Regions from separate parts of the Homo sapiens genome. Here region 1 is linked to region 2. The links are chromatin loops, found by intact Hi-C in ENCODE. Cell type or tissue: mammary epithelial cell. All regions are shown on one strand. Each heading gives the region's core, and the rest is flanking DNA. Links, peaks and the distances in the headings are about the cores only. Region 1 holds the start of OPRM1 (opioid receptor mu 1). Region 2 has its middle 98 kb from the start of RGS17.

Evidence for each region. A loop is a pair of places that touch in the nucleus more often than their neighbours do. Peaks named below come from ENCODE experiments on the same cell type or tissue, not always from the same donor. Only the 100,000 strongest peaks of a DNase experiment are listed, where the experiment ranks them.
Region 1: a loop joins it to region 2, with 23 times the contacts of the local background. A loop is called at or near these places in 4 of 110 quality-filtered maps.

The regions. Positions count from the first base shown.
Region 1 is chr6:154,033,003-154,048,671 of GRCh38, forward strand. OPRM1 (opioid receptor mu 1) reads left to right here and starts at 6,238. Exons shown (of 4, transcript NM_000914.5): 1 at 6,238-6,832. The coding sequence starts at 6,543. RefSeq lists an enhancer at 6,498-6,997. In mammary epithelial cell, for the core only: a CTCF peak has its summit at 8,260; no DNase peak of the experiment used is centred there; H3K27me3 peaks cover 207 bases.
Region 2 is chr6:153,221,128-153,236,796 of GRCh38, forward strand. No RefSeq gene overlaps it. Among named protein-coding and RNA genes, the nearest start is that of RGS17, 98 kb to the left of the region's middle. In mammary epithelial cell, for the core only: a CTCF peak has its summit at 10,097 (motif pointing right); no DNase peak of the experiment used is centred there.

The DNA of each region.
Region 1 (15,669 bases), core at 4,139-12,138, 810 kb after region 2:
GTTAAAATCAAGACAAGAATGATTTGAGATTACTTAAGAATATGCTGAAAAGGTTAATAGAGAGAATGCTGGAAAACATCAACATTTAAAATGCAAGCAAAGGAAGAAGAAAGCATTAAGATAAACCAAAATAAATTGTCAGGGTGGGAAAGTAATTTTTAAAAATAAAGTTATGGAAGAAAGAGATAAGAGATGCTGTAAAATAAAGACTAAAACACCAATAGGTTTAACATTATGAAAGTCCCTAAAGTCCTTGGAAATAAAGGCCAGATTTTAAAGTGTGGAGGAGGAGAAAGGGAAGCTGTGAAAAACAGAGAGAAAGTTGAAGGCAGGCCTTGGGTTAGAGATGAAAACATGAATAAAGTGCCAGTTTTTAATGAAAATGGAATAGTCCCATGGTATTAACACCAACGAGAGTCTTTTATACAAAGGCAGATGTGCAAGGGTTTGAAAGTGGAATTAAAGCGCTGGAAAAGTGCTACTACCCCCACTGCTTTCTCTGTGACCCTTGGAGCATGAAGTTCAGGGAGGGGAGGATGAGAGAAAGAATCAAGTGAAAGGAAGCACAGAGAGTTGTACAGAGATAAGAATGCAGGTTAATACACTTTTTTTGTGAGTATTGAAGGCTATAATGCAAAAGAGTGATTTGCTCAAGAAGTGATTTTAGAAAGATTTATATGGCACTGATACAAATGTTCAATGGAGTAAAAGGAAACAAAAGAAAGAAGCTGAGACATTTTTATGATGACCTAAATCAGTGCTTCTGAAAGTGTGGTCTGTGGATTTGTGGGGTCTCTAAGACTCTTTCCATGGATCAACAAGGTCAAAAAAATTTTAATAATAATTCTAGAAAGTTAAATGGCTTTTTCACTGTATTGTATTTTTGCACAAATGAGGCATAAGCAATCATGAGTTCAACTGCTAATACCTTAGCAGGAATCGAAACAGTGACCCCATGGCATACTAAGAGTCACTGTACTCTTCACAGACGTGCACTCACAGAAGAAAAACACGAAAGAAGTTCCACTTTTAAAAATATAATTAATGGATCAGTAAAATGTATTAATTGTATTAAATCTTGGCCCTTGAGTACATCTCTTTAAATCTGTGTATGATGAAATGGGAAGGACACATGAAGCTTCTGCCACAAACTAAAGTAGAATGCTTGTCCCAAAGAAAAGCGCATGTTGCCTGTTTGAGCTGTGAACTAAATTAACCACTTTTTCCGTGGATCACTATTTTTATTTAAAGAATGACTGAGGCCGGGCGCGGTGGCTCACGCCTGTAATCCCAGCACTTTGGGAGGCTGAGGCAGGCAGATGACGAGGTCAGGAGATCGAGACCATCCTGGCTAACACGGTGAAACCGCGTCTCTACTAAAAATACAAAAACAAAATTAGCTGAGTTTGGTGGCGGGCGCCTGTAGTCCCAGCTACTCAGGAGTCTGAGGCGGGAGAAAGGCGTGAACTCGGGAGGTGGAGCTTGCAGCGAGCTGAGATCGCGCCACTGCACTCCAGCCTGGGCGACAGAGTGAGACTCTGTTTTAAAATAAATAAATAAATAAAATAAAATATAATGATAAAGAAATGTTTTTATAGAGCTCTCAGTTTTAATTTCTGAAGTGATAGACTGTGATAAAGATAACCTAAATAAGAAAAGCTTTTTGGATCCTCAATAATTTAAAAATGTGTAAAGAGTCCTGAGACTGAAACATCTGACAACTGTTTATCTATTAGAAAGTGATAAGGGGCTGTACTAGGGTAATGGCAAACCTCTGTAACTGGAAATTGAAGAGCAAGACTTGAATAGAAATGAGGTTCCAGATTTTAGAAAGACATTTAGGCTTATGTATCATTTAAACTAGTTGTTTTTGGATAAATTTTCAAGAGTTGATTTAGTTGGACCCTAGATACTACCTTCAGGCCCTTAAAAGAATCAGGTCCTTTAAGGACGATTCTGTACAGTTAAATATAGTGTATTATTTATAATAATTCTTCTTGCTAATTTCTAGGCCACATACAACAGGATATAAAAAGCCAAACAACAAAGGATAAATTCTTTCATATGTGTGTAATCCTATAAACCCTCTTTGAAGTTGATTCTCATATTTTTATTTTACAGAAAAGGAAACCAAATATCAGGAAGTATAAGTAATTTAGTAAGTCACAAGGAAGTAAATAGTTGAGACTGGATTTTGAACTGCTTTTTTTTTAATCAAAAGTCCGGGGCTTTCATCCACTTTATTCTAGATGGCTTTGTTTTAGGTTTATTGGGTAGAAGTTGGTGTGAGGAGTTTTTTGCTTTCATTTACTTATTTATTTTTTTACCATGCAAATAAAGAGTGCCTATTCCATTTTACTTGATATGTATGCAACAATCCAGTGATCAAGGATAATATTGTATCACAATGCATTTGCATTCTCATTAGCTATGCCCATTTAAAAGTTAGATAACATAGAAAATATCTATAAACAAATACATAAAATGTTCCTCCAATGAAACCTTGGATGTCCCATTTTTCTGAGCTTCAAACCACTGTAATTGTTTCCTGCATAGTATTTATGTTTGTGTTCCTCATTAATAGCCATTAATCATGTGTTCCATTAACAGCCACTCTCAACAGAATCAGGACTAAGCTATTAAAGTAAGTGTAGGATGAAGGCAATTCTATGAATAACTAAGCCAATAGATGTTGAAATTCAAAGAAGAGAAGTGACTTTTAGCACTTTCCTGGGATTCATCCGTGCTATGAATAAATACGTTGCTTTGAAACAAATAATTTTTGTGAAAAATGTTGCATGATATGGGTTTGATAGCAATGTTCAATCTAAATGTATAGATAATAAATTATTCTTGCTTCGAATAGAAAGCCTGGGCTAAGCAAGAAGCATCAACAAAAAGACAGATATTTCTATTGTACAAATTACATATTAAGGCTCAATGAAATAAAAGATATATTTGGGATCAATACTGTATGAAATAATTATGTTTGTAATAAATTGACTCATTTATTTGCAGTCCATCTCCTTTTATGAGAGACTTGAACTTTCACAACAGACTTCAGACCAATTGAGTAGGAAATGAACAATTATGGAGGAAACAGGGAATATACCATAGGGAAACTCTGAAATAACAAAAACTTGAAATTGAGGTGCTTTTATACTACATATTAAGTGGTATTAATTTATTATTTCTGGAACAGTTTTTCTCTAGGTTTCTCAAGACTGTCAATATATTTGAAAGAAAATTAAATTTGTTCTGCAGCTTCCTGAATTGTATATTAAATGGGTGGAAGATACCAAGATATAAATGTTAAACAACTTAAGGAAGGACATGCAATGATAACCAGAATATTCTATATTCAAAATAGAAGGATAATAACTATCCTCACTGAAAGATGATAAAGACCAATAGAAAACAAAAAAATCAATCTCAGCTGAGAATATGAAGCACAAAGTTCAAGTCCTGCTCTAGAGAGTAATTGCATTTTTCTATAAAACAGAATAAAAAAACAACTGTTTCTAGAAAAGGGCAATGGGAATGGGGTTGCTCTTTGCCTGTAATTCTAGAAGAAAAGGCATATGGCTAGTCCATAAGTCTATACATTTAAGTCCTGGTTGGTTGACAGACTATATTGAGTCAAAAAGGACAAAACGTCTTCATTAAGGTTTTCCCATAAAGATGTTTTATTTTCAAACTGTGTCATTAAAAAAATCACCCAGATTGTTTTATTTTTATTTTATATTATTTATCACCCAGATTGCATATATTTTATGCCATTATCTGGGTATAATGGCATAAAATATATGCTAATCATTTTTTCAACTGAATTCAAATATTATGCACATTAATATTCATATATGTTTAATATAGAAAGAAACACAGAGAGTGAGGGAGGGAGTCCACTATGTATTAAGTACTGTGTTAGTGAGCAGACCTCCCTTAGGAACCTTATTACGGAGTACAAAGCTAGGAGAGTAAATAAAGTATATTAAAAAATGCATACAAAAGATGACAGAATCACCATTCCAAAAGATCTTGGTGGATAAGAATCATGAATTGGATCTAACAAGATGTAACTTAAAAGTAAAAAAATCTATAGTGTTGTACTGAGCTCCCTCCAAAGCAACTATAAATTTATAGGAGATGAAACATATGATTCACCAGGCATAAGAAGAAAGTTTCCGTAATCAAACACTATTGTATCCATCTTTTTAAACTCCAGCTCCTATCACAGCACCTGGTCCAAAGCAGATCTTTAGTATTTGTGGAACTGGCTTGGATTGTGTTTAGGAAATTTTGTCATTGGTAAACCTAAGGAGAGTCAAGAGAACAACGTGACCAAAAAATAAAACTAAAAAAAAAAAAAAGGGACTTTCATTGTACTGGTAGAAAGACAAAGTTTATAATCTGGCTTAGTTTCTTTTTTTGTTGTTGTTTGTTTTTTGGTCAGGGCAAATTTAGGTCATTATTTTTAACACTGGAACTGTAGTTTCAGAGCAGATAGACAAACTATAATGAGAATAGATGAACAGCAAGGCCACTGAAAGGACTCAGAACTACATCTTATAAGAAACAACTGAATGATGCTAATGTTTAACTTGCAAAAGAGAAAACTCAGTTGATTTCAAATATATGAAATATAGTGGTAAGGAGTTATCACTTATTAAGCAATTACTATTGCAATGTATACTCATTTAATCCTGCTAACAGACATATGAGGTGAATATTATTAGCCTACCCTCGCCTTTTTTAAGTAATGAGAAGACTGTCATCCTGTAGGGTAAAGTAACATGTCCAAACTCATACAGCTACAAAGTTACAAAGCTGATTTATAAAATGATTGACTCCAAGGTCAGGAATTATTATACTGTGTCTTGTCTTCCACATGAACTAAGCACAAAGGAACTGAATGCAGGCAGACAGATTTCAGCTCAATATAAGAGAATTGTTACATTAGTTCATGGAAGAATATGTTTTAAGGTATTTTTGTTAGTCTCTAGGAAATCTCTGTAACATTTTATTGTGTAAATTATATGCTTTAATGTAAGAGGATAAAAATAATAGTGAACATTGGCAAAATAGCCTATGATTAATAGAGTTTACCTATGAGTTATCTGTTTCTAAGATAAATGCCAAAAAATAATATTGGAATTAAATGTTCCTTTCAAGATCTTCCCTCCCTGCTCCCTGAAATTGCAGTGAATTTTTCAAGACCAACTGAGGACATGTATTTTCAATGTTTATGGTTAAAAGATATGTACATGCACAGATATATACATGTACAGAAATGAGAATTACTTCAGAATTGGTGTTAACTTTAGAAAAAAAAAGACCAAGAACTTACTCTTGGTATTTACAAATTTATTTCTAAAATAGAAGCACTCATGGACTTAGAAGTAAGGTATAAAATTCAAAAACGTATCCATGTTTCTCAAGGATCTTGTTGTAGGCCACTCTAATTCCATATATTATGTGGCTTTTCCTAGAATTTTTACACTAGAAAACAGACTGAATGCAAATTTTGTTTTGTTTTAACAACCTTCTTCTCAGAAGCATATGTCTATCGAGGAAGTCTTCAGATAAAAAAGATAAACAATTCCAAACAGGTCTATGAGATTTAAGATGTGAAAGATCAACATTATCTTTAGTTGACTTTACTGGATGCCACAACCTTCTGATTTCTGTAACCACTTCTTATGCCTCCTACCCACTGAAACAAAATCAGAGGCAAACAGAGCTTCACCCTAGAAATTGGGGAAAATGAGGAACAGGTTTTCTGCACAAAAGTTTATTTGTTTCTCATTTCTTTTTCAGAAAATAAAGGATCGCTGTTGTTCCCAACAGGTTTGTAGGGAAGAAAATTGGAGAAACATTATTACCTTTTCTTAGATGTTGGCAACGGAGGCAACAAGGACTGCAAAAGAAAATTGTGTGTCCCCCATTCCTAAATAATCAAAATTGGCAGTAGGGATGGAAGAGCATTGGGGTTTTAGGGCTGTTAGGGTTTCATCAAGCCAATGTATTCCCTGCCAGATTTTAAGGAGAAAAAGGCGCTGGAAAATTGAGTGATGTTAGCCCCCTTTCTTATTTTTCACTGCTACCAAAGACTAACTCTATCTCTCTCCCCAACCCTTCTCTCCATCTCCCTCCTTTAGATGTGTTTGCACAGAAGAGTGCCCAGTGAAGAGACCTACTCCTTGGATCGCTTTGCGCAAAATCCACCCCTTTTCCCTCCTCCCTCCCTTCCAGCCTCCGAATCCCGCATGGCCCACGCTCCCCTCCTGCAGCGGTGCGGGGCAGGTGATGAGCCTCTGTGAACTACTAAGGTGGGAGGGGGCTATACGCAGAGGAGAATGTCAGATGCTCAGCTCGGTCCCCTCCGCCTGACGCTCCTCTCTGTCTCAGCCAGGACTGGTTTCTGTAAGAAACAGCAGGAGCTGTGGCAGCGGCGAAAGGAAGCGGCTGAGGCGCTTGGAACCCGAAAAGTCTCGGTGCTCCTGGCTACCTCGCACAGCGGTGCCCGCCCGGCCGTCAGTACCATGGACAGCAGCGCTGCCCCCACGAACGCCAGCAATTGCACTGATGCCTTGGCGTACTCAAGTTGCTCCCCAGCACCCAGCCCCGGTTCCTGGGTCAACTTGTCCCACTTAGATGGCAACCTGTCCGACCCATGCGGTCCGAACCGCACCGACCTGGGCGGGAGAGACAGCCTGTGCCCTCCGACCGGCAGTCCCTCCATGATCACGGCCATCACGATCATGGCCCTCTACTCCATCGTGTGCGTGGTGGGGCTCTTCGGAAACTTCCTGGTCATGTATGTGATTGTCAGGTAAGGAAAGCGCCAGGGCTCCGAGCGGAGGGTTCAGCGGCTTAAGGGGGTACAAAGAGACACCTAACTCCCAAGGCTCAATGTTGGGCGGGAGGATGAAAGAGGGGAGGTAAACTGGGGGGACTCTGGAGGAGACCACGGACAGTGATTGTTATTTCTATGAGAAAACCTACTTTTCTGTTTTTTCTTCAACTGATAAAGAAAGAATTCAAAATTTCAGGAGCAGAGAAGTTGCTTTGGTAAAAGCTACAAATGTCTAGGGGTGGGGGGCGGAGGGAAGCTATAGCATAGACTTGGAGCGCTTCCTTATACTGAGCAAAGAGGGCTCTTGGCAGAGTCCTACACTCAGTCCCTCTGCAGGAGCTATGGAAAGAGTAAGTTGTGAATAATGGGAGAGAAATTCTAGTTAGCTTTCCCAAATTTGGTTGGGGCCGGTGTGTGTGTGTGTGGCGGGGGGAGCAGTCTCAAGTCTTCTCAATTGTTTTGAGATGGACCTTGGCAACTTTCCTACTCCTGCTGGTTTAGTACTTCCCTGTACCACAACCCCACCCTTTCTTCTCCCCTGCCATAGCAGCCCTTACCCAACTCTTCCTTTCATCCTGAGGCAACACTAGGTAGAGGAAGTTTTCCTAGCATCTCTCCATGACAGTTTTCCTCTGTTATAACAAACATGACAAATGTGTTGCCTAGACCAGTTTGCCGTTAGTAGCTTCAGATCGCCTAAGTCACAAACTGCATCTGGAATGGGTAGGTTGGTTCAGGAGAACCGCAGGACATGGCTGTATTTCATTGCCTTCACAAGTTGGAGCTAATTAGGAGTGACCAAAAGCATCATAATTCCACATTAGAAACTGCAGAAACTCTTATACAGGAAGTTGTGATGGGTGCTCTAGACAAAGTGTTCTTATCAAGTAAAATTAATTCAAAAGAGTTGTAGTCCACTTTCTGTTTACCCAGATGTTCCCGGTATATTTGGCAGAGTGTGGAAGCTCTCAGTATTGACTGAGATTGATATTGATTGTGTTGGTGTTGATGTGTATATTCAAATACTACATGTGAATGTGAAATGCCATATATCTGTTTTTGTTAAAGAAGATAAATATTTTAACACTTTAAAATAGTTCCTAATTCGAGGGTTTTTTTTTTTAACCAGGGGTATGTGTATATAGGGAACATGGCATTTTCATATTTAGTTACAATGTTTGTTTCACCTATTCAGCAAGTATTGCAGGTTTCAGCGGAGCTCTTAAATCATTTAAGAATTGCTCTCTCCAGTATGCTTTCATTACCCAGGTGCTGCAAATTGCTTATAAGCAATTCTTTCTACTCATCTGTCTGATTTCTTTAATTAATGATTTTTAAAGAGTAAAGCTAATTTCCCTGATCTTTTGATGAGGAATAAGATAAGTATTGTCTGTAAGAAAAGAGCACCATCTATTGAGAGGAAGGCTAACAACAGAAGGAAAAATGCAAGAAGATCGATGGAAGTATTTATTTTTAAAAACATTTACTTTAAGTAATTCAATACAATGATTCACATTGAAGATTAAAAACCAAGTTTAATTTTGCAGTTATGACAATAAAAGTTATAATTAAAGGCCTGTTTTGTGAAGGGAAAATATGTTTCTCATTTTTTCTAAAAGAAATTCATAGAATCATAAACTAATCAAGCTAGAAGGGACTCTAGAGATTATCTATGCTAAGTAAATAAACTGAGGCACAGAAAATGTAAATTATTTTCTCTAAGAACAGATAGTTCATTAATTCAGTGCCACTAAATCTCTCCTAGCTAACATATTTTTTTTTTTTATTGTGCTGGCAAATCATGATTTGAGTTAATTCGACTATTAGGTTGACAGAGTGGGTTGATATAGCAATAATAACTTGGGAATAACAAATTATCCCCAAATTCTATGTGAAATCCTGAAGGAAAAAAGCATGAAACAAAAATACCAAAGCATCTAGGAATCCTGCCATCTGAAACATAATATTTTATTCCCTTTTATTGCTTCTTGATATTTTCCTTCCTCATTTTTCTACCCTTTAGTTTATGCTTTGCAATACAGAGAGAGCCAATAGAGTGGCAACTGGCTGTGAAATGAGCAGATTGGTCTTATTCCAGTGTAGAAGAGGTTGCTGGTTGGGTGAGTTAGTTTTAAAGGCATTACCTCTGGCCTCTTGTTGACTTGGAGAAACATGGTGACGGTGCATCTTACTGAGAACATGTTATTATGCTTTATTCTCGGTACTGAAAGTTCTTACAAAATGCAGTACTATTTGAAAGGTCATCCCAAACACCCACCTGTGGCAGGCTGGGTTTTAATCGCAGGGTTAGGTAACCCTCTTGGAATGTGACTGTGAAACAGAAAAATGGGCAAGTTAGTGACAGATGAAGCGACAGGGAAAGCATCTGGGGACTGAAGCAAGTATGTCTATTTAGCTGAGAACATTTAACTGACTGTCTCCAGGCTGCGGTGTTTAAACTACAAAATGATCAGTTCAGGGATGTATTGTCCTTGCTAAAATGCTGGATATAATGTTGCATCTATTAAGTATTGAGGAGAAATGTTCACTTCCTTCCCTATTTAAAATTCAACAAATGCTATTGAATGATCAAGTAGTTGCAGTTTTCTGATTATATTAAGGTAATATTTATTAAAATGTTTTAGTACATTGAGTGAATCATGAGGCTCAGATGACTATGGCAACAACAACAACAAAAATAACTGCTAACATGGACGCTGTGATTAACTCTTTGGTTCTGTTTGTAACACCATCATCATCATCCCCTCATCAACAACATTATTAAGTAGTATAACTTAAATGAGATTCTTAAACAGGGCTACTCTAAGGAATACAAGGGAGGAAAGGAGAAACTGTAATATGTTCTAAAGATTTTAAGTCCAGATGTTAAGTGATAAAAATGTTATCAGTAACCATCACCTGAAAGCTTTTTTGGTTTTAAAGAAAAATAATGCTTGGAGAATAACCTTATGAAAATTATCACAAAGATTTTAGAAAATGTGATGAAAATACTACAAACAGTAGCAATCACTTAAAATGGGATGATAGTATTTCATTGTCAAGAACTGTAAAGAAAAAAAATCAAAACAAAAAGTAACAGCCACCAGAGATGTTTCACTTTTGGGAAAATATTTAATAACTGAACCAGACTATAGAATTACCCATAACTGCAAAAACTAATATAATCCCAGATGTGTTTATGTTGGGAAATTCTTTTTCCAAGGTTTGTTCATGTAGCTATGAACATGGTATGTACAGACACTGTTGAAAAGTGGAGGGCTAGAAACTTTGAGATTTCTGTGGGCTGCGTAAACCATCCTTCCAGTAAATTTCCAATGAAGAGTGCCAAGTAATAGTACCTTCATTTTTAAGATTATTTCTTAATGTGGTTAGATAAATTCTCAATATAACTAATTATCAGAGAAGAGCATTTAAATACGTGCAAGATGTTATTGTCATTTCTCCTTCCTAACAAGTATTTCTGATTTTAGAAAAAGTCCTGTGAGCTTATACTTGTTCTATATACTAAATATTTGATTCAGGTTTAAATTTAAAAATGATCAGTTATACTTGATTGAAACAGAAGTATAAGCTTTTAAACTTAATCTAGATTCAGGTAGCTACAAATTAGTGAACAATAATGTTTTATCTAATATAAGGATATATATGTGTGTGTGTGTATATATATATATATATAAATTCACACACACACATACATATTTGAATCAATTTGAATGCATGTCACTAAATATGATCATTAGTAATTTTCATAAAATAAAAAGATAATAGTTTATTTACTCAAATATTAATAAAATTCACTTTTCTAAAACCCACAAAATATCCTAATTAGAGGATGGATTTAAAGTGAAAAACACTAAATAAAATTCAGTTCTCAATTTAATGGCTTACATTAAAAAATACTAACTTAATTGCATGCCTTTCACTTAGTAAGGGAGAGCTCCTGGTACCTATTACAATTTGAACTTTAAGTGCTATTTTCCATATAGAAACTAATTCAGAGGAGAACAACTCTTCTTCTGTGTCTTCTAAACACACTAAATTGCTTTTCCTTTCCTTGGTTGTAAGCTGTGTCTTTGTCATTTGCATGACATTACCAATCAACGAGTTTCCTATATTCTTCTCTCTCTCTTTTCTTTCTTGAAAGAATGACCTATCTGATATTTTATGAAACATCTCCAAAGATAAAAAATATATAATTACAGAACAATTCTTCTCTTAAAGGATGGATGGATAGATAGATAGAGAGAGAGAGAGAGAGATAGACAGACTGAAACAGTTGAAGTCTCTTCTCTGCTCCTAATACCCTCCTGTCACTGAGACTACCACTATCATAAATTTAGTGGTGAGTTATTCACATGCATGTTTTTAAACATTTACTACATATGGAAACACATATATATATAGTAAACATATGGAAACACACATACATAGTAAATGTTTTTGTATGTTCTCATAACTTTTTATAATTGGTACCATATCATATGTTTAAGCTTAAACACATAATTTCCCTAATTACTCCAAGTTGTTATAGTTCCAGTAGGCCAATGCTAGAAAATAGATGTCAAATAAAACCAACAAACATAAAAGAAAACAAACAAACATTCGGGCCATTAACTCTTCTGAGTACTTTTAACTGATCTTATTTTTTTTTAAATGTGTTAAAAATTATTTGTAAAAATTTATTTGCAAGCATTTTTCTAAGCTAATTGTTTTAATTAATATTTAGGTATAATACTCAGAAAAAAACCTCAGCTACTGCTGCAAAAAAAATAAATCGGTTAATAAATTTAAATAAAGCATAATTTCTCTACTGCTAAGAAGAAAATACAAATAATTAATTGGTGTCTGTAGGTATTCAAATAATAAATGCTGACAATATTTACTTTGAGATTTTGAACATCTAATAGGATCTCTTACATATAAAAGTTGAAAATATTATTTCTCCTAGGATTCCGTTTAAGGCAGTAGTTGAAACAGATATTTTAAGGTCAGATGCAAGAAAAAATAAGCTCATTTTGAGAAATAACATACAACTATATGAGATTTAAAAATGTACTAGTGGTGGTCAGGCACTGTAGCTCTTACTTACAATGCCAGCGCTTTGGGAGGCTGAGGCAGGTGGATCACCTGAGGTCAGGAGTTTGAGACCAGTCTGGGCAACATGGTGAAATGCTGTGTCTACTAAAAATAAAAAAAATTAGCCAGACTGGGTGGCGCATGCTTGTAATCCCAACTACTGGGGAGGCTGAGGCACAAGAATTTCTTGTACCCAGAGGCAAAGGCTGCAGCGAGCCGAGATCGCACCACTGCACTCCAGCCTGTGCAACACAGTGGGACTCCGACTCAAACAAAAAAAATAAATTAAAAAAAAAAGTACTAGGGGTAAATACCAAGACTAAATGGTGCATGTCATTTTAAAATACAAGAATTCCAAGTCTTTAGTCCTCACTAAGTTTAATGTTTATCTGACTGAAATAATTATCTGTGACAGCAGTCTTCAAACTTGTTTTTAGATGTAGACACTTATTTCAAGAACTTGGGACCCAATATATAAAACAGATCACAGAACAACTGTCCAGATGTAACCACATGTTGAGACCAAGAGCACTGCTCACCTTGCACCCCCATGCCACCCACCAGTGCTGTCCCCAAGGGACCACCATAGAATTTCTAGGGCTCCACCAGGCAAAATTTGAAAGCAATGGCTTTCACGTTGTTTCATATCCTTCTCGTGCCCACCTCATGTCCTTCACCTCGCCTTCTACCTCAGCCGTTGATATGGCAGTCAGTTTCCAGACATAACTGAGTAACACTTCACCTTGGCTGCATCTAAATCACTTACTTTCTGCCCTAGGGCTTCTCTACTGGAGTAATTGCCCTCCATAGGAATCAGCCTGGCACTCACAAAGGCACTATTTGGAAGTTCAGGAAAGTTCCCTTGACCAGGAAATGGAAGCCTGTGGAAAAATGCTGCCCTTGCTCCCCTCTCTCCTGAGGTGTACAATTCTGAGGTGCCAACTACAAGGCACATCAGAAGGCCCCGCCCACATTGTGACCGTCTCAAAAACATGCCTCGTTTTCCTCTTCCCTGGTTTACTCTTCTAGTTTCCCACTCCTTGCCAAGCAACCACTTTTCAAAATGGTTCACCTTCACACAAGGTCGTATCTCACACTCTGCTGAATATCCTTCCTGTTATTTTATAATTGGTGACTATACGTTAGCACAGTAAAATCTGTTTAATAAATAGAGCTCTTACAGACCTATCAATAAAGGTTTTCTCTTAACTATCAAAAACTCGTAAGAAAAATTCTGATAGGCAGCACCAGTTAGAACTACCAAGAGAGTTCAGAAGCTAAGCTTTTCCTTCCATTTTTGTTCCTGCCTTGGGATTTAGGAAAGGCTTTTTTGGGTAGGTTTGGCTGAATGGAGAGAGAGTGGGCACCAGTCATGTCCAGTGTTCAGTTTACTTCTTCTTGAGCTCAGGATAATAGGAGCAGAATTGTGTGTGCCATGTAAAGGAAATAAAGCCTCCTGTGCCTTCTGGCAAATTATCTGAGGGTATAAGAAAACAAACAAACAAAAAATCCTGCCACTCCCTTTTCCATTAATTTCATGTTATATAGTAACGTTAAGAGTATCTTGTGATTAATTGAGCTCAAGAAAATTTCAGTCTTCAAAAGTGAGCTGAAGCATCAAATGCAGGAAACGTCATATACAACAAGCATCATATACTGAGCTTACCAAGCAACTCCTTTCTTTACCCATCCTTTCTTGCCTCAGGTAACTTTTTTTCTTTCCCCATCAATTTCTCAGATACAAATTTAGAAAGGAAGAACAGCAAGGAAGAGAAACCTTGCCCTGGCTCAGGGCCCCAAGTGTCAGTTGTGGCTCGACTTCAAGGCACTCTGCGCCTCACTCTCCTTATCTGTAAAAAGGTGCGAATTGGACTAAAAAAATCTTAAACGCTTTCTAGTACTAAAATGTCCTATGGCAACTTCAATGACTATTAAGAGCATGTTTTTCCCAGCAATACAATCTGGAGGAAAAGAGGAATCATCCACAAAACTAAACAATCGTGGTTGCCATTCCATCACAGCCCTTTGGATTCTATATAAGCTCAAATAGGTTCTGTCAAAGGGAGAAAGAGTGAGTGTGCTCTGAACTGCCAGGTGTGGTGTTTATGATTAGGACAATAAGGGAAACAGAAAGTTACAGTCAAGCCTTTATTCATATGCTTCGAGAGTACAGGCAAGTGGTTAAGTGGGAAAAGGTGCAACCCCATCATGTTTCATTCCCCCCACCCCCACCCCACAGAAGCCACCAGGTGAGCATCACATGTTTGAGCAGAAATGCAGGAAGGAGAGGGAAAAGTCATCTTCTTACTGCACTGGGAGGCCCAAGCAAAAGGTCCTGCTGTTTTGTGTACCTGAGGGCCTGGGTGCAAGATGGGGAAAGACAAGGAATGAAAAACAGTGAGTCAGAGTATGTGCTGCCTCCTTAAGGGTTAGGAACGCATAACCTAAAAGCGTGACTGGCAAAGGTGGAGCGTGGGCAAAATTCTCTCTCTCTCTCTCTCTCTCTCTCTCTGTCTCTCATTCTCTGTTTAATTTTTAGGAGATGGTTTTAATATTTGCCTTTAGGTATTAGTCCTATCCTGGATGTTGTATTCCAAATCTGATGCAAAGAGGTTCCACCAAATCTAATCAAGTGAACTTTCGTAAACCAATGGATAGGGCTTTCCCATAAGATGAAGTGTGTGATGGGTTTAAATGAGAGAGAGATCATTCTGTTCTGGATATGTGTCTGTCCAGGCAAAAATGTTGTTAAGTACAATTTTTGTTTGTTTGTTTTTTGTTTGTTTTAAATAATATGTTAGCTTATGCACTGTATGTAAGTAGGTGTCTTCGTGTGTTCAGGCTGCTATAACAAAGTACCATAGCCTGGGTGGCTTACAAACTACAGAAATTTACTCTTACAGTGCTGGAGGCTTGAGGAGTTCATGATGAAAGCACCAGCAGATTCTGCATTTGCTGAGGACCTTCTTGCAGAGACAACTAACTTCTCCCCATTTCTCCACAAGGCAAAGAGGCAAGGAAGCTCTCTAGGGCCTCTTTCATAAGGGCATTAATAGTGTTCATAATGGCTCTGCTCTCATGACCTAATCACCTCCCAAAGGCCCCACCTCCAAATACCATCACACTGGGGAATAGGTTTTCAACATGTGAATTTGAGGGGAACACATTCAGTTTACAGTAGGTGTCCTAAGTGATTCAAATATTAACCACTCATATTCACTGAAAACCATTAGTGTGATTTAAATTAACGTTTACGTAAATTAGGCCAACCTGATTCCTTCACTATCTTCCAATATGCTTCATGTTTATCTCTTCTATACTGTTTCCTTTATTTTTCTTTCTCTCTGTTTTCCTGTAACGTATCTCTCATTCTTTTCCTATCAAAATGTTTCTTGTTCTTCAAGTATCAACTTAAATCCATCCTTTCTTACAGCCTCTCCAAAGTACTCCTACAACCAATTTCCCTGCAATATAACCCAAAATACATGCTACCATTGTTAAAAAAAAATTATGCATTTTCTCATGGCCTTATAAAATGTCACTTGATAAAACTTAAAGACTTGAACTATATCTATCTCTTTGTGTTTAGGTGAGAAATCCAACATTCAAAGTTGACCAACAGAACTGAATATCTTCAAAATACTGTACAATTCTAAGCTATTAGCAATTCAGATGTACCTCAAATTATTCAAGTATAAAATCTAATTTAAATAATT
Region 2 (15,669 bases), core at 5,116-13,115:
CCTGGTCTCAAGTTTCTTAAGTTTAGTTTCTTCTGTTGTAATCAAACCCACTGTGACTGCCTGGTCCTTTCTATATCACACTACGGGAATTGCAACTTGAGGAACTGGTGGAAATGCTACTGCTATAAGTAATAAACCATTGTTTTTCTCTCACCCTTGGATCGCATGTCATCTGCCAACATTCATGAAATTGTCGCAGGGTACCTTGTTAGCTTGCAGGAAGGAAGAAAATCTGAATTTTCACAGTTCTTTACACTTTTGGCCCAGCAAACATGTTTTTTTTAGAATCTATGCTATGGAAATAAAAATAATAAGACATAAAAATATAATAATAAGAAAACAATGGTCAAATAACTAGAAACAATCTGGATGTGCATCCATATTGAAATGAAACCATTTGTACTCTACTTATCTTATTAAATATTATGAAGCATAACAAATGAAGTTGAATTTATATCTTTTGAAATTTAGCGTAACTATTCACATAAGAAAAACTAATTGTAAAAACAAGCTGGGATCAATGTGTTTGATTCCATTTTTTGTAAATTAAAACAAAATGAAACTGATCTAAGTGTTTGAACATGGAAAGAGGTCTAGAATTTCTCATCCTTGATTACTTGAAGGGAAAGCCCTTTCTAAATTCTACCAATTATTTTCTATGAACGTTTCAATTTTCTGGCTGCAAGTAGCTTGCCTTGGGAGTTCTGACTGGGATTCCCCAAACCAAGACCACGTCCATAAGGCTGTTTGCATTAGGTGGAGCCAGGTGGAAGCTTTGTACCAGCTAAGACAATAGGTCTGGCATCTTTGTAAGAAATTTGGTGTCCACTTAAGAGTCAAATGCCTGGCATTTCCAAGGAAGCTTAAAACATTTTCTCAATTGAGTTAACTGGGATAACATTGCACAAATTTGGTTTTCTGCCTGGAACATCCAGGACCAAACCATGCATTCCCCTAAACTGAAATTCCAACTTTAATGTGGTCTCCACACACGCCCTTTTATTGTCTGGTGGTGGCCCAAAACCATCCCTGCTCATGCGGGGCCCAGATTTTCCCTTTCTTCCTTTCTTCAGAATTTAGGAAGACTTGGTGCAAATACATAAGCAGCTCAGATTGAGGCTGGTAATTTAAATCTGAAATCCAGCTGGGTATGACACCTTGGCTTTAAATCTTGGCTTCAAACCTTGGCTTTAACTCCCATTACCACCATCAAATATAACACTTGGAAATGCTGACCTGGGTGACTCAACCCCACTGTTGAAAGGGAAACGTCCTGGAAAGCAAGAGTAATTTCAAAATCATACAATAATGGGAACACTTGGTCCTCAACAGGCCTTAAAACCTCCCTGAATTTCCTTTTCCGTCCACCTGACTCACCCCAAAGCTGCTCCCATGCCCATCATTCTCCAGGCCACAATTTTTCTGTAACCTTTGTGAATCTCACATTTTCCTCATACCCTCTTGCCTTCCTCCAATTCTTTCTCACAAAAGCCAAAACACCAGGTCTAATAAGAAAGGTCCTCCATAAAGCAGAGTGGGTAGAAAAGAGAACCAAATGGGACAACTTAGAAGATCCTGTATGAGGGTAGGGCAAAGGAAGGCTGGGAGCGCTTGTAAGTTAATGATTTTTATACTGACATAGGGACAATTTAATATTCATCTTTTTAATATTAAACAGAGAGTATAATTATATGATCAATCTTAAAGTCTGTGGATCTGAAGCCACTGGCAAGTTCCTAGGTCATCCAAACATCTGTATCTATTGCTCAGGTAGACTACAGACAAAGCTTTTATATTCCTGAACAAGAGAAACTGTTTCTCTTAAGCAGCGAGCCATAGGTATTCATTACCCTTATTCCTCCATTAATACTTGTGTGATGAACAGATTCTGGAACTTCAGTTTCCATTGACACAAGGTAGCTATTGACAGAAGTGCTTAGAATAAATTACTTTACATTCAATATAAAATCAATAGATATAATGGGATAGCCTTAGAAAACTCACAAAAGTGGTGCATTCTGGGTTTTTTTTCTTCCATATATACTTTTTTGGGAAGAAAGATAAGTGGACTATTTTTAACTTCAGAAATAAACTCCAATTATCATAATCAGATGACCAAGTAATGGAAACTGCTAAGTCCCTTCTCAGTCTTGCAGTTCGACACTCAATAAGAGATTGCAAAGTGCTGAAAGTTTCATTAGAGTCAGTCAATGCACATCAATGAGGCTTCCACCCAAAGAAAGAGGACTCTGAAAGCAACCAGCTATACAGTGAAGGCAGCCATGGATAATTCACAGAACTTTGATGTTGTTTATAAACAAAAACTAGAAACGGTGTCACAGTAGTTTTCTACTTACAGAAAGATAAATCAACAGATGAGAGCAGCAGGAAAACCAACAGAGTGGGTCAGATGGAGACATCCTGTAACGTAAAAGATAAAGATTATAGCAGAGAAGGGATATCCTGTAGAAAACATTTAGAAGATGGCCTTTTTTCTATCAACTAAATTCAGAAAAATATAAACTATGTGGCATGAGAAACAAAAGACAAGATAAAACAAAAAGATGAAAGAGGAGCTAAGAGGCATATACAAAATTAACAGAAAAGTGAGTGAAGTGAAAAAGATGTGTTTAAATTAATACACTTACAGAGTTTCCATATACACCTTGTCATGCACGGAATTGTGTGACCCCAAAGTTCATATGTTGAGGCTCTAACCTCAGATATGACTGTATTTAGGGATAGTGTCTTGAAGGAGGTAATAAAGGCCCCCTTGAATGAGGTCATAGGGTGGATCCTAATCCAAAAGACTGGTGTCCTTGTAAGAATAGGAAGAGATACCAGGAGTGAGCACACACAGAAGAGAGGCCATGGGAGGACACAGAGAGAAGGTGGTGTCTACAAGCCGAGGAGAGAGGCTGCACCAGAAACCAACCCTGCCAGCAGTTTGATCTTGGACTTCAGCCTCCAGAACTGTGAGAAAATAAACTTCTGTTGTTTAGGTCCCCCCAGCATTTTAATACGATACAGCCCTAGTAGACCAATACACACCTCAAGCAGTGACAGGCAGAACTGAAACTGGAGAAAGTTAAAAGACTAATATGGAGTCTGGGTGTGGTGGCTCATGCCTGTAATCCCAGCACTTTGGGAGGCCGAGGTGGGCGGATCACCTGAGGTCAGGAGTTCAAGATCAGCCTGGCCAACACGGTGAAACCCCGTCTCTACTAAAAATACAAAAATTAGCTGAGCGTTGTGGCACATGCCTGTAGTCCCAGCTACTTGGGAGGCTGAGGCAGAAGAATTGCTTGAATCCAGGAGGTGGAGGTTGCAGTGAGCAGAGATTGCACCACTGTACTCCAGCCTAGGCAACAGAGCAGGATTCTGCCTGGAAAAAAAAAAAAATAGACTATACTGAAGAATCATAACTTCAGAATCTTTTTCAGAATGTGGAGAAAAATAAAAACCAATTGACAGAAGGGAGCAGGGAGATGTAAGACTTGGGAGACAGAGAATAGGGATTCAACTTATAGGTATTGGGTATATTTTTTATAGGAAAAATATAACAAAAAAATTTTAAAGGACTTAAAGGATTCGTTTAAACCACAAATATTACAAATAAAAATGGATCCTTATAAGCAAACATATTTAATTATAAGAGACCAATACTTTCATGTAGCCTGATAGTATTATACAATTTCAAGATTAAGAAAAGAATCTTGTGGTTCCCAAACTGTGTGCCAAGATGTCTGGGGGTATTACCATAAACTGACACAATGGGATATTTTCAGTTTTTGAGAGAAACAGAGGAATACAGGACATCTTTTGTATATGTGTAAATTAGCTTAAGGTAGTTCATAAATTTGATTGTACTTCATTTCTTTCTATGATGTCACGTTTTTGCGAAACTGGATTTTTGATGGGTGTTTTGATAAAAAAGCACATCCTATATGAAAATCGATGTGTAACAAGAAATGAGGCTGGAGGTGTTCAATCTGATTTCAAGATTTGAGAAGTTATGGCTGTGATCAGTAGGCACATATGCTTTCATTAATGTGTAATTGTGGTTATTGAATAGTTTAAGCGTGGTTATTAAGTAATATTAAATTATTTAAGGGTGCCACGAACCGAGGAAGTTTGGGAACCTCCAATTAAGCAGAAGGGCATTTGAGCAGGAAAAAAAAGAGAATACAAAATATTTCTTATAAAAATAATAAAACTTAGCTTGTCTTAGTCTTATCCCACAAAAGTAAACCCCAGATGGCTAAAGAAGTTTCTATTAATATATAGGCAAATTAATCTCATTTTTTTTCAGTTTTTTTTTTGGTGAGAGCATGTTCATGGTATACATTTTCTTAGTTCTGAATGTCTGCTATTACCTTTTCGATAAAAAGAATTACTGAAAGATATTAAAAGAAGAGGTGTTTAAACTAAACAAGAAATACATCAAAATTACTAAGCTGTAGGTGAGATTATAATATAAATTTATCTAAGGCATTTATATATATATATATATATATATATATATATATATATATATATATGGTTTCAAATCCATTTAAAGGACAAATAAGCTATTTAAAAAGAAGACAAAACGTTTAAAATACCTTTTTCTTTTGAGACAGGGCGGAGTGCAGTTTTATGATTTCACCTCACTGCAACCTCCGCTTCTGCCTCCCGGGCTCAAGCAATGGTCCTTCCACCTCAGCCTTCTGTGTAGCTGGGACTACAGGCATGTGCCATACACCACCATCCTGGGATAAATTTTGTCTTTTTTGTAGAGACGGAGTTTTGATATGTTGCCCAGGCTGGTCTCGTACTCCTGAGATCAAGGGAATCGCTCACCTTGGCCTCTCAAAGTGCTGGGATTACAGGTGTGAGGCACCGTGCCTAGACTTAAAATACATTTTAATAATAAAAATGTATGTCTACAACACTACTTTTTCAGATGATGTATGCTAATATGATCAACACAAATATTTTATCTGTTAAATTTCAATTAAAATCTCTTTTTTCATGCTTTCTTGAGAGAATACCATGTGCCAAGTAAGTACTTATGAGGTGTTGGACCAATTTCCTAATGTGTAAAGATTTCTTATGACATTTTATTTACTCTCTAGGTTATTTAGAGAATAAATGTTTAGAAGTTATAAAAGAGTAATTTTTAATCCTGTTTATATATGATGATAAATTGAAAGGAAAAGAACCCAAGAGAATGTGATTTTATTTGATTTTTGAGATTTCAAAACATAATATGTAGGAAAATATGTAGTAAAACATCTGACTTTCATACTTTTTATGTTGAGTTTAGTAATAGAAATTTATGAAATAAAAATATTAAGAAAAGTACAAGCAAAAATTAATATTCTTCCTAGCTAATTTAAAATGCTGGACATTTTTATAATATGCATTTTAATGATTTCATAAATAGCAAATTGTAACAAGTTAGGCATATGCACTTGGCTTTTATTTATATATTACTCACTTATCAAACTATTTTTTTAGATTTCTAGGATGTTATTGAGGTAGGAGAATGGGGTCTGGAGACAGGGAGCCTAAGGCAAACCTGCAGCTGACTTCTTGGAATTGGACTGAGAGGAAAACCCTACCTCTCGATGCCCAAGTGACAAGAGGTCAGAGGCCCTTCCCTCTACAAAACCCCTTCCCCCCATGTCAGAAACAGGAAATGCCTCTGATTGGTCTGGGCCAAGCCTTCACTTCAGCCTCTGATCGGTCATGGACCAAGCCTTTATTTGCATAGGGTGTAACCAATTGGAGGCCTCTAAAAGGTACCTAAGGGTGTTACCAAATTATTTTAGTCTAATAAAAACCCCAAAGAACAGTGCAATCAGGGCCCTTGAACTGCTTGCTGTAGCCCATTCCCACTCTGTAGAGTGTACTTTTGCTTCAATAAATCTGTGCTTTCCTTGCTTCGCTCTTTGTTGCTTTGTTTGTGCATTTTGTTTAATTTTTCGTTCAACAAGCCAAGAACCTGAACAACTCGCAGCCAGGACTTTCCATCTATCTTTCAACCAACGTTATCTATCTTTCAACCAAAAAAGTACCATGAGCTAAAATAAATTAGTCCTAAATACACAGATTTGTTTTAAATTCAACAACATAAATGTCAAAAATTATCCCAAAAACCTATACAAGTAAAATATTAAGATAATAATAAAAATAGGGCTTTACTCAATTATGTTTTGGAAATAGGCAGAAGTGAAATAATTTTTGCAGGTGTAGATTCTGTTTTCAGGTTTGAGATTAATATGGTCTTGCTTATATTAGAGGAATGTTCATATCCTCATCAGAGCCTTTCCCACAAATCCCTGATTGGTTTAAGAACAGTAGGAGTTTGCGTTTAGTAGGGTTTTGCAATATGCTGGGGACGAGAGCCCTTGATACTGCCCCTCTTAAACTGCAGGCGTGAGTGCATTTCTGGCACCTACCACGTGGTTCTTTGAAAAAGCAAGATCCCTGGGAATATACATCTCAAATTCCTTTCTAAAATATGACAGGTTAGTGAAGTTCATTTTCATGATCAATGTCTTGCTAATGTTTTGAGATTTTATGGACAAAGAAAAATTTACAGATGTATATGTATTTTGCTGCCAGTAAATGAACCACTTTTAAAACAGTACTCCTTTGAGTTTTTTATTGGTCTGAAACACATGCAAATAGTTAATATATTAATATTTTATATACCAGTGCTTTTCAAACTTTAATGTGCCTAAGAATGACTTAAGGATTTGTTAAAATGTAGATTCTAGTTCAGAGATCTAGATTCTGCTGTTCCAGGGACTTTGAATAGCAAGGATGAGAGCGATGACCAAATTCAAGTGTAACTGAAAATGAAGACTTGGAAATGAAGAGCCTTATGAACCAATATGAGAGTTTTTAACTCTATTTTGAAAGCTAAAGGAATTTGATCTGTCATGACCATATTTTTATTTTAGAGAAATCACTCTGGAAGTTGTTTGAGTATGTATTGGAGGGGAATTGGACTAGAGCCAGAGAAACTACCTAGTAGACAAAAAGTAATCTAGTTACCCAGGTACAGCCCGATTAAAGGCTGCAGGTCCAAGGACCACAGAGAGCCAATCTATAGATGACACTAAACTTGACAAAAATATAGTGCCAGTTAAGCCAGACTTTCACTTATGGCCTTAGGTAACTGATGAAAAGTAAAATGATCCTGCTTCTTGCAACATCGGCTATAGATTTGAGCACAAAATAGGACACCATGTCTTGTTTCTCCTAACGTATGTCTTGTTGATTTTTGTTGGAGGTAGAGGTGAATACTATAAGGGGCAACTTAGACCTCGTATTTGACCACAAGACCAGCCAACTGAAGCCTCTTGAAGTTTGAAGTTTCTTTTTACCATCTGTTTCCTTCTAAACTGGAATAATGCAGGAGGTAGTATGGTAACATGGAAGTGAACTGTACTTTACCATCTAAATATACCTCCTGAGATACGGCATAGTTCATGAAATTGATGTAGTGAAAAAAGCCACTTTTAGTATATCCAAGTAAAGTATCTAGATGCCCAGTAAATACTAGTGACTAATGTTATCTGGTAATGAATGAAGAAGACTTTGAAGTAAAACAGAATTCCAAATAAGTAAAAATGCAATGTTCTATCACTAAACATGATCAGTCCTTTATTTTGGACATAAAGAATATGCTAGACATATTCTAGCTGGGTTCAGTATGCCAACAAAAAATGGAGGTTGAACCAACTGTTTAGAGAGTATTTGTTTGAAAAGGGCCTAAGTAATGGCCTTGTATTTTCACTCATATGTATATAACTGTAGGTGGGATTTTGAATACATTTACAAGAAATTAAACAATAAAAGAAATCAGATAATGGAAAAGGGAAAGTGTTCATTATAACTCCCTTTATCTGGAGAGTCTTATCTAACACATATAAGTAGGAGTGTCAAGGAAATACTTTTATTTGAATAGACATTTTTGAATTAACTCTGGATGTTTTTCTCTTCCTGGTAGTCTGATTCCTCCTCTTGCACTCTTTCCACTATTTTTAGTGCTAGTGAAGAATAGGCTGGGGTGTCTGTGTGTGTGTGTGTGTGTGTGTGTGTGTGTGTGAATGATTCTGAGGTAGGAGAAGGTTCTGATGTACGGGAAGTTGTTATCCCTCAGGAAGAGAATGTAGACATCTTTCATGGGAAAAACAGAAGAGTGAAGGAAATCCATACAGCTGATATTAAAGGGCTATACTTAGTTTCACATTTAGGGATTTGCGGGGGGAGATCACTTCGCAGTGTGCAATAGTGCAGCCATAGTAATTGAGAAGTGGTGATAGTGCATTCAGACAGAAAAAGAGCAGAAGTTGAGCTCCTCCATGCATGTTCTGTCTAAGCTCCCATGTGGCCCAGAAGGCATTTAGAAATTCCCAGGGGGGTAGGGAAAGAAGATGAGTTTGGAAATTTCAGACCTATTATTGGGCTTCTACAGAAAGGGGCAGTGTGACCTTAGGACAGAAACAAAGGTTCAGGGCCTAGACAGAAGCCACACTGAGAATATGGCCAAGATCATGGTGGGCTGAGTCAGGAAGGGGACACTATGCTCTGAGCTTACTGAAAAGAACAGACCACTAGATTCACCAACTCTTGACTTCAGAAGTGGGTGTCAGCAGGCACCAGCAAGCAGAAAGGAAAATGCCATTGTGTTGCAAGGGCGAGAGGGCACTCAGAACATAGGACAGTATCTTGCACATGGCTCCAAGGGCCTTGCCCCCTTCTGCCATGATTATGTATAAGGATTCCCATATCCAAGTACCATCTGGAGTTGGAACTTAATATAAGGTGTCATTACTTTAAGAAAATGGTTACGTCTTAAAAGTAACCATGCCTTACATTGTTTTAAATAAAGAAAGAATTGGTTATAATTTCTTTGCGCTTTACTTGATTAAAAGCTAAACAAATGTGACATTTTACCTTTCAATTTAAGCAGTGTTAGTTTTCTAACCTTGGAATTTAAAAAAAAATTCAATTTAAATTCAAACTGCTCATTACAGAAAGTTAAGAATGATCTTCTCTAGCACAGTAGTCAGTATTTTATCATTATTATGCCTATCTTACATGGTAATGAAAGTTGTCGAGCTTGTGAAATAGGATATAATGACTAGGGATATTAAAATTGATCATATTTCTCAAATTCATTAACAATTAGATTCTTGACAATGCCTTTAATTATTTTCCTTCTGTAGCATGTTGGCTTGGGTAGTTTTTACATCATGGAGGGCATAAAATGTTTTAACATGTTTCAGGAGAAAGTGGTTTGCTTGTAATTTGTATCTTCCTCCATGTGTACAACTTTAATTTTGACATGGATATGGTCCAAAGATACATGAGAAGGGTGGACAAATGATTCACTTTTAGAGGTTTATAAGACTACTCCTTAGTTCACTGGAAAAACTCATTTGCTAAATGGACCCTCACTGCTCTGTGAGATGTTTACTTTGCTCTTATGTAAGTTCAGACTGCTTCGTTCTTCTAGCATTAACTTAGTTTTGGCTATTTCTTCTTATCCCTTTTCATGGTATATAAATGCTCAGCAGACACTTAAAATCATGTGAAAGACAAACCAAACTACTTTTATTTTAAAGCTAATTTTCTGAGTGTAATTTTCTTATCTGTGAAATAAGAGTTGCACCATAGAAAAATATTTTTTTAAAAAAATGAATGAAGCAAATCTGATCACTTTAATCTCTTTGTTGTTTAAGGTTAACATTCCCCTAAACACCCTGAAATGTAAAAGAAATTTTAAACAAATTGAGGGTACTCTCTATATTTCCTTAATTAGTATATTTTTGGAAAGAGTATGCTGTATACTGTTTTTGTTCAAAATCTTTTCCTCAGATAAATAATAGGGACATTGAATAGAAATAAAATGATGCAGAGGGTAAAAGGCTATTGTGAGACTTTGCTTTCTTTCAACAATTAATATATATGTTTTCACATTCAGTTGCGTTTGGTGATTACAACAGAGAATTCCTTGAAAATCGCAGAAAGATCAGTACCTGTCACATGCTAAATGTGGTATAAATTATGCCAGCTGCGTTTCTAGGCGCCAACACCAGACGGCGCTAAAACACTGCAGTTAGTTGCCTGCCTGCCAGTCGAGGTGATGTTCACACTTCGTTCTACGCACAACGCGTGTTCTGTACATATTGCTAAACTGAGGGATGGGCAGAGAAGGGCAAACTGTAACTACAGTTTATTTTAGCTCATGTTTAAATACAGGATATACTCTGTTTTCCTTCTGTACAGGAGAGGGAACTCTTCACAGGTGAGCTCAAGAATGCATTTCATTACCCTTTGTCTCTTGTTCTTGTTGGCAAAAATCAGTGGTTAGGTGCCTGAGTGTGAGCAAAGAAATAACTGGCTATATCCGTCTAAATTAATCACTAGTAAGGAAAATTAGGGAAGTTACAGGAAGTAAAGACCCTCAGGCAAAGGCTCAGGGATAATTTAGAAAGAACTAGAAGGGTGCATGGTGGGAGTGTAGTGAAGAAGCAAACTTGATTTTTGAAAACCCAGAAAAATATAAGAACTAGTTTTCTTCTTTTTCCCTGATGCTATTGCCTTTCAAAACGATGAAATAGTAAATGGTAAATTTTGAGATTGCATGTTATAGTCAATGCAAAAGTTTTTAAGAAAAGCAGATATACTTGCTGCTTCTTGAGTTAGAATATAGAATGAGAGATCTAACACAGCAGTGGCTGTGTTATAGATAGAAAATGTGATGGAAAGCAGTTGCAAAGCTGGGCATAATTCCATAAAATTTTTCTTTTTTTAAGATATATTTGCTAGTAAGGCAGTATACACACAACAGAGCACTTCAGTTTCAAATTATGTTAAAACATCTATGAAGTAGTCAGCAGTATCATAGATTTTTTGCTTCTGCCATTCAATGAGGCCCTGTCATTGACAGAGCTTGGTGACTACCAATTGTTGATGTTGATGGGCTATGCTGGGGCTCTCAGGAGAGCTGGGGTCTCTGTTCTCTGAGGTTTTCTAAAATTCTGAGATCATATGGTTTCATAACAATGAAAATCACTTGATAGCAGCAATGGAGTTGTCGTTATGAATACCGATTTGTTTAACTGTTAGTTGTGAACACCTAGGAATGAATTTGCTTCTTAATGGCCATATTATATTGGACATTCTCAGAAAAAAAGGTTTTTAATGAAGAAAATAAAAACCAAATTTCAAAATATACTACAATTATATTTTCTATTCATTAGACAAAATAAGAGAAAATGAAAAAACCATAAATTGATGACTTTAAAACTAAAAATAGGTTATTTATTCTTAAACAAGAATTTATTTCTTCTTTAAGAAATATAATAGCTGAGAACCTCAAAAGAAACCTACACCTAAGGAATGATGTGAAGTAATAGGTACCTATGACTTCTAAACTTATTGTGTATGAATTTATTCACATCTATCATCATTTATACAAAAAACACTTAAAATTTCACAATCTCTCCTGTTCCCACAATTTATAACAGAAAAAAATGAGGAAAACAATTAATAGGAAAAATTACTGTTAGACAATACAATACAATACAATACAATACAATACAATACAATACAATACAATACAATGCAATGCAATGCAATACAGTACAATGCATGCTTCTGCAAATTTTGTAGAGAACATATGTGATGACAGCACAGCAGTTAACTTTTGTTAAGATTAAAACAGTCGTGGTGCGGTGGCTCACACCTGTAATCCCGGCACTTTGGGAGGCCGAGGTGGGTGGATCACCTGAGGTCAGGAGTTCGAGACCAGCCTGGCCAACATGGTGAAACCTCATCTCTACTCAAAACACAAAAATCAGCCAGATGTGGTGGTGGGCGCCTGTAATTCCAGCTACTCGAGAGGCTGAGGCAGGAGAATTGCTTGAAACCGGGAGACCGAGGTTGCAGTGAGGCCAAGATTGTGTAACTGCACTCCAGACTGGGTGACAGAGAAAGACTCTGTCTCGGAAAAAAAAAAAAAAGATTAAAACAACACAATTGTGATTTTGCGATTTGATAGTGAAGAGAGATTTTCAAATTTATTCCTCAGTTTTTTCTGAAAATGAAAATGTTGTATAACCACTTAACAATTTACCTATTTTCAGGAAATAATATTCGATAAAACGTTATACCATCACTGATAGGAAGGAAAAAAAGCATTCTTAATTTGTTTTTTGTTAGTTGACTTGTTTTTTTTTGGCGGGGGGCACAATTTCTTATGACAAGACTTTGAAAAGATCAAGATCTTCAAGATGGCTTCAAACTTATCAACTTGTAGGTATTCTTGTAAATATAAAGAGAAATGTGAAAGTAATATGCTTCAATAATCAAATTAAATTAGCACAATTGCAATTTTTGTTTGAATCAAGATGGCTTAATAGTTTTATGAGGCTACACATTATGGAGAATATATTTTACTCTCCTAAGCCAAGAGAAAACTTCAGGACCAACTAAAGTGTACCCAAATATGCATTTATCATATTTTATTTGTCTATATTACTCTTCAATATAATGGTTTTATGATGTAGAATATCTTGATATTTTATACCTTTATCAGAACCTTTATACATGAACACAAACTGTATACCTACATCTTTAGATTTTGGTACTAAGACAAAGGGGTCAGTTACAAGTGTCTGAGAGTTGTTTGGTTGGTAAAACTTCTAGAAGATAGTGAGTTCTGAGAAAATCATGGTAACAGAAAGTAAAACTTGCACATGTGGTGTTGTGAAGAAAGAAATTGAAATGGCAGTTACCACTTAGGTAAAAGGCTAATAAACCCGATTTTAGAAGACATGAATATCTGCATTTTAGGATTCTTTTCTTGGTTTGAATAAGTGATTCGAGAATCCCAACTGGACTGTCAGAATGGATGTTAACTAAATAGAAAAGGATTCTTGAGAAAAAATGGATAATGTAACACACAGTACAAATTTGAAAAACAACAAACATTTGTGATGAAATGCAAAGAAACTGGAGCTCCTGGCTGGGCGCAGTGGCTCACGCCTGTAATCCCAGCACTTTGGGAGGCTGAGGTGGGTGGATCACCTGAGGTCAGGAGTTTGAGACCATCCTGACCAACATAAAGGAACCCCGTCTCTACTAAAAATACAAAAAATTAGCTGGGCATGGTGGTGCATGCCTGTAGTGCCAGCTACTAGGGAGGCTGAGGTAGGAGGATCACTTGAACCTGGGAGGCAGAGGTTGTGGTGAGCTGAGATTGTGCCATTGCACTCCAGCCTGGGCAATGAGAGCAAAACTCTGTCTCAAAAAAAAGAAAGAGAGAGAGAGAGAGGGAAAGAAAGAAAGGAAGGAGGGAGGGAGGGAAGGAGGGAGGAAGGGAGGGAAGAAAGAAAAGGAAGGAAGGAAGGGAGGGAGGGAGGGAGGGAAAAGAAAAGGAAGGAAGGGAGGGAGAGAGAGAGAGAGAGAGGGAGAGAGAGAGGAAGAAAGGAAGAAAGAAAAAGAAAAAAGAAAGAAAGAAAGAAAGAAGGAAGGAAGGAAGGAATAAAGGAAGAAAGAAAGAAAAGGAGAAAGAAACTGGACCTTCCACCTCCTGGGTAGTTTGGAATTGCTCAGTCTAGCATCCGATTTTGTAACTCTGATAAGTCTGAAACAAATACATATATTGATGAAAAGTTGACGATAAATAAAGCTAAAATTATCATCACATCTCCAATAATCTTTTATAAGAGATGATACAACTGCATTCCTTTTGACTTTAGTTAACGACTTTTAGTGAAGCTCTTCAGTGACAGCTTGCATACAGAATCAAACATGTTAGAACTATAACATCCCCAGAGCAGGGTCAGAATGAAGCCTACAGTTGGGATAGAGTGCATGTTTTGCCTACCTGTTTAACACATTTAAAGAATGGGGTCATGATATATACTACATAAGTTCATCTCAACCCACTATGCTGCCTTCCAGATACTTCCACAAGCAACTTAAAATTATAAAATGAGTACACATACTCATTTTATGATTATGAAAAGAGTACTCATACTCATCTTACTCTTACTTATAAGAGTAAGAGTACCCTTACTCTTACAAAATGAGTACATGTACTCATTTTGTATATGTACCTGTACATATATAAGTTGCTTGTAGAAGTATCTGGAAGACACTTCCACTAAAAAGTAACAAGTCAGATTATTATAATTTACACAAGTTAAGTAATATACTGATATTAAATCATATTTTGCATTTTACTCATCTATGTTAAAATGTACTTAGTGTGTCCTTTATCAATTTTGATTAATTTGCAAACTTTAACATATTATATTCTAATTAAAGTTCATTTAATTTATTATATTCTCCAGTTGCGTTTTTTTTTTTTTTTTGGTTAGCACACAACACTTAAAACCGTTAATCCTTAGGGTTTTGGTTAATTAATACTATCTTATTAATGAGTTTTGAGTACTTATTAACCAGGAGAAAAAATAGTATCAGTCTTAGCATCTGAAGTCAGAAAAAATATAGTTAAAAAGGTTAAGATTTGTAATCTCTTTATTATTGGATTTATCCCGTAAGAAAATAATTTTGAATTTTCCTCTTTGGGAGACCGAGGCGAGTTGGTCACGAGGTCAGGCGTTTGAGACCAGCCTGGCCAACATAGTGAAACCGTCTCTACTAAAAACACAAAAATACCAAAAATTAGCTGGGCATGGTGGTGCCCACCTGTAATCTCAGCTATTCGGGAGGCGGAGCAGGAGAATCACTTGAACCTGAGAGGCGGAGGTTACAGTGAGCTGAGATCGTGCCACTGCACTCCAGCTTGGTGACAGTGGGAGACTGTGTCTCAAAAAAAAAAAAAAAAAGAATTTGCCCTTATTGTCTTACATTCTAATCACTACATAATGCTCCTTTTTTTTTTACACCAAAATCGGGTCACTCAGATCCTCAGCATGAAACTCTCAAATGGCTTCCCATCTCCATCAGAGTAAAATCCAAAGTTCTCACAGTCACCTACAAGGTATGGCGAGATCTCTGAGCACGCCCTGACAATATCTTCTCCTTTCTTCCTCATTCTCTCCACTATACCAACACTGGTTTCCTTGCATGCTCCTATATCCAGCACACTCTAGCCTCCCATCACTGCTAGGGAGCTCCCCTTCTCCAAAACATATCTTCCCTAGACACCCAGGCAGCTGATTACTTTGTGATCTTTCAGTCTTTGCTCAGCCTTTCTCAGTGAGACCTTTCCTGATCATCTTATATAGGAAGACTTCCTTCTCTATCCCCTCATCTGCTTTATTCATCTTCACAGAACTTATTTGTTTTCTTTACCCTTTCCTTCTTCAGGTCATAGAACTTATTGCCACCTGTGCTTTACATGTTCACGTTTCACTGATTATTTCCTTCAGTAGAGTGTAAACTTCAAACATTTTTCCATATATTATTAAAGTTATAACTTTAGTACTAGAATAGTGCCAGAGACACAGTGAATACTGAAAACATATTTATTAAGCATGGAAAGCTCCTAATTCTTTGAAAAATCATTTTAGCTATTCTAGTTTCTTTGCCTTTCCATATAAATTTTTAAATTATTGGGTGAATTGTGCTAATATTTTTGAGGAATCTTGTCTAAGATGTGAAATGTATGTGTGTCTACTTGTTTGTACT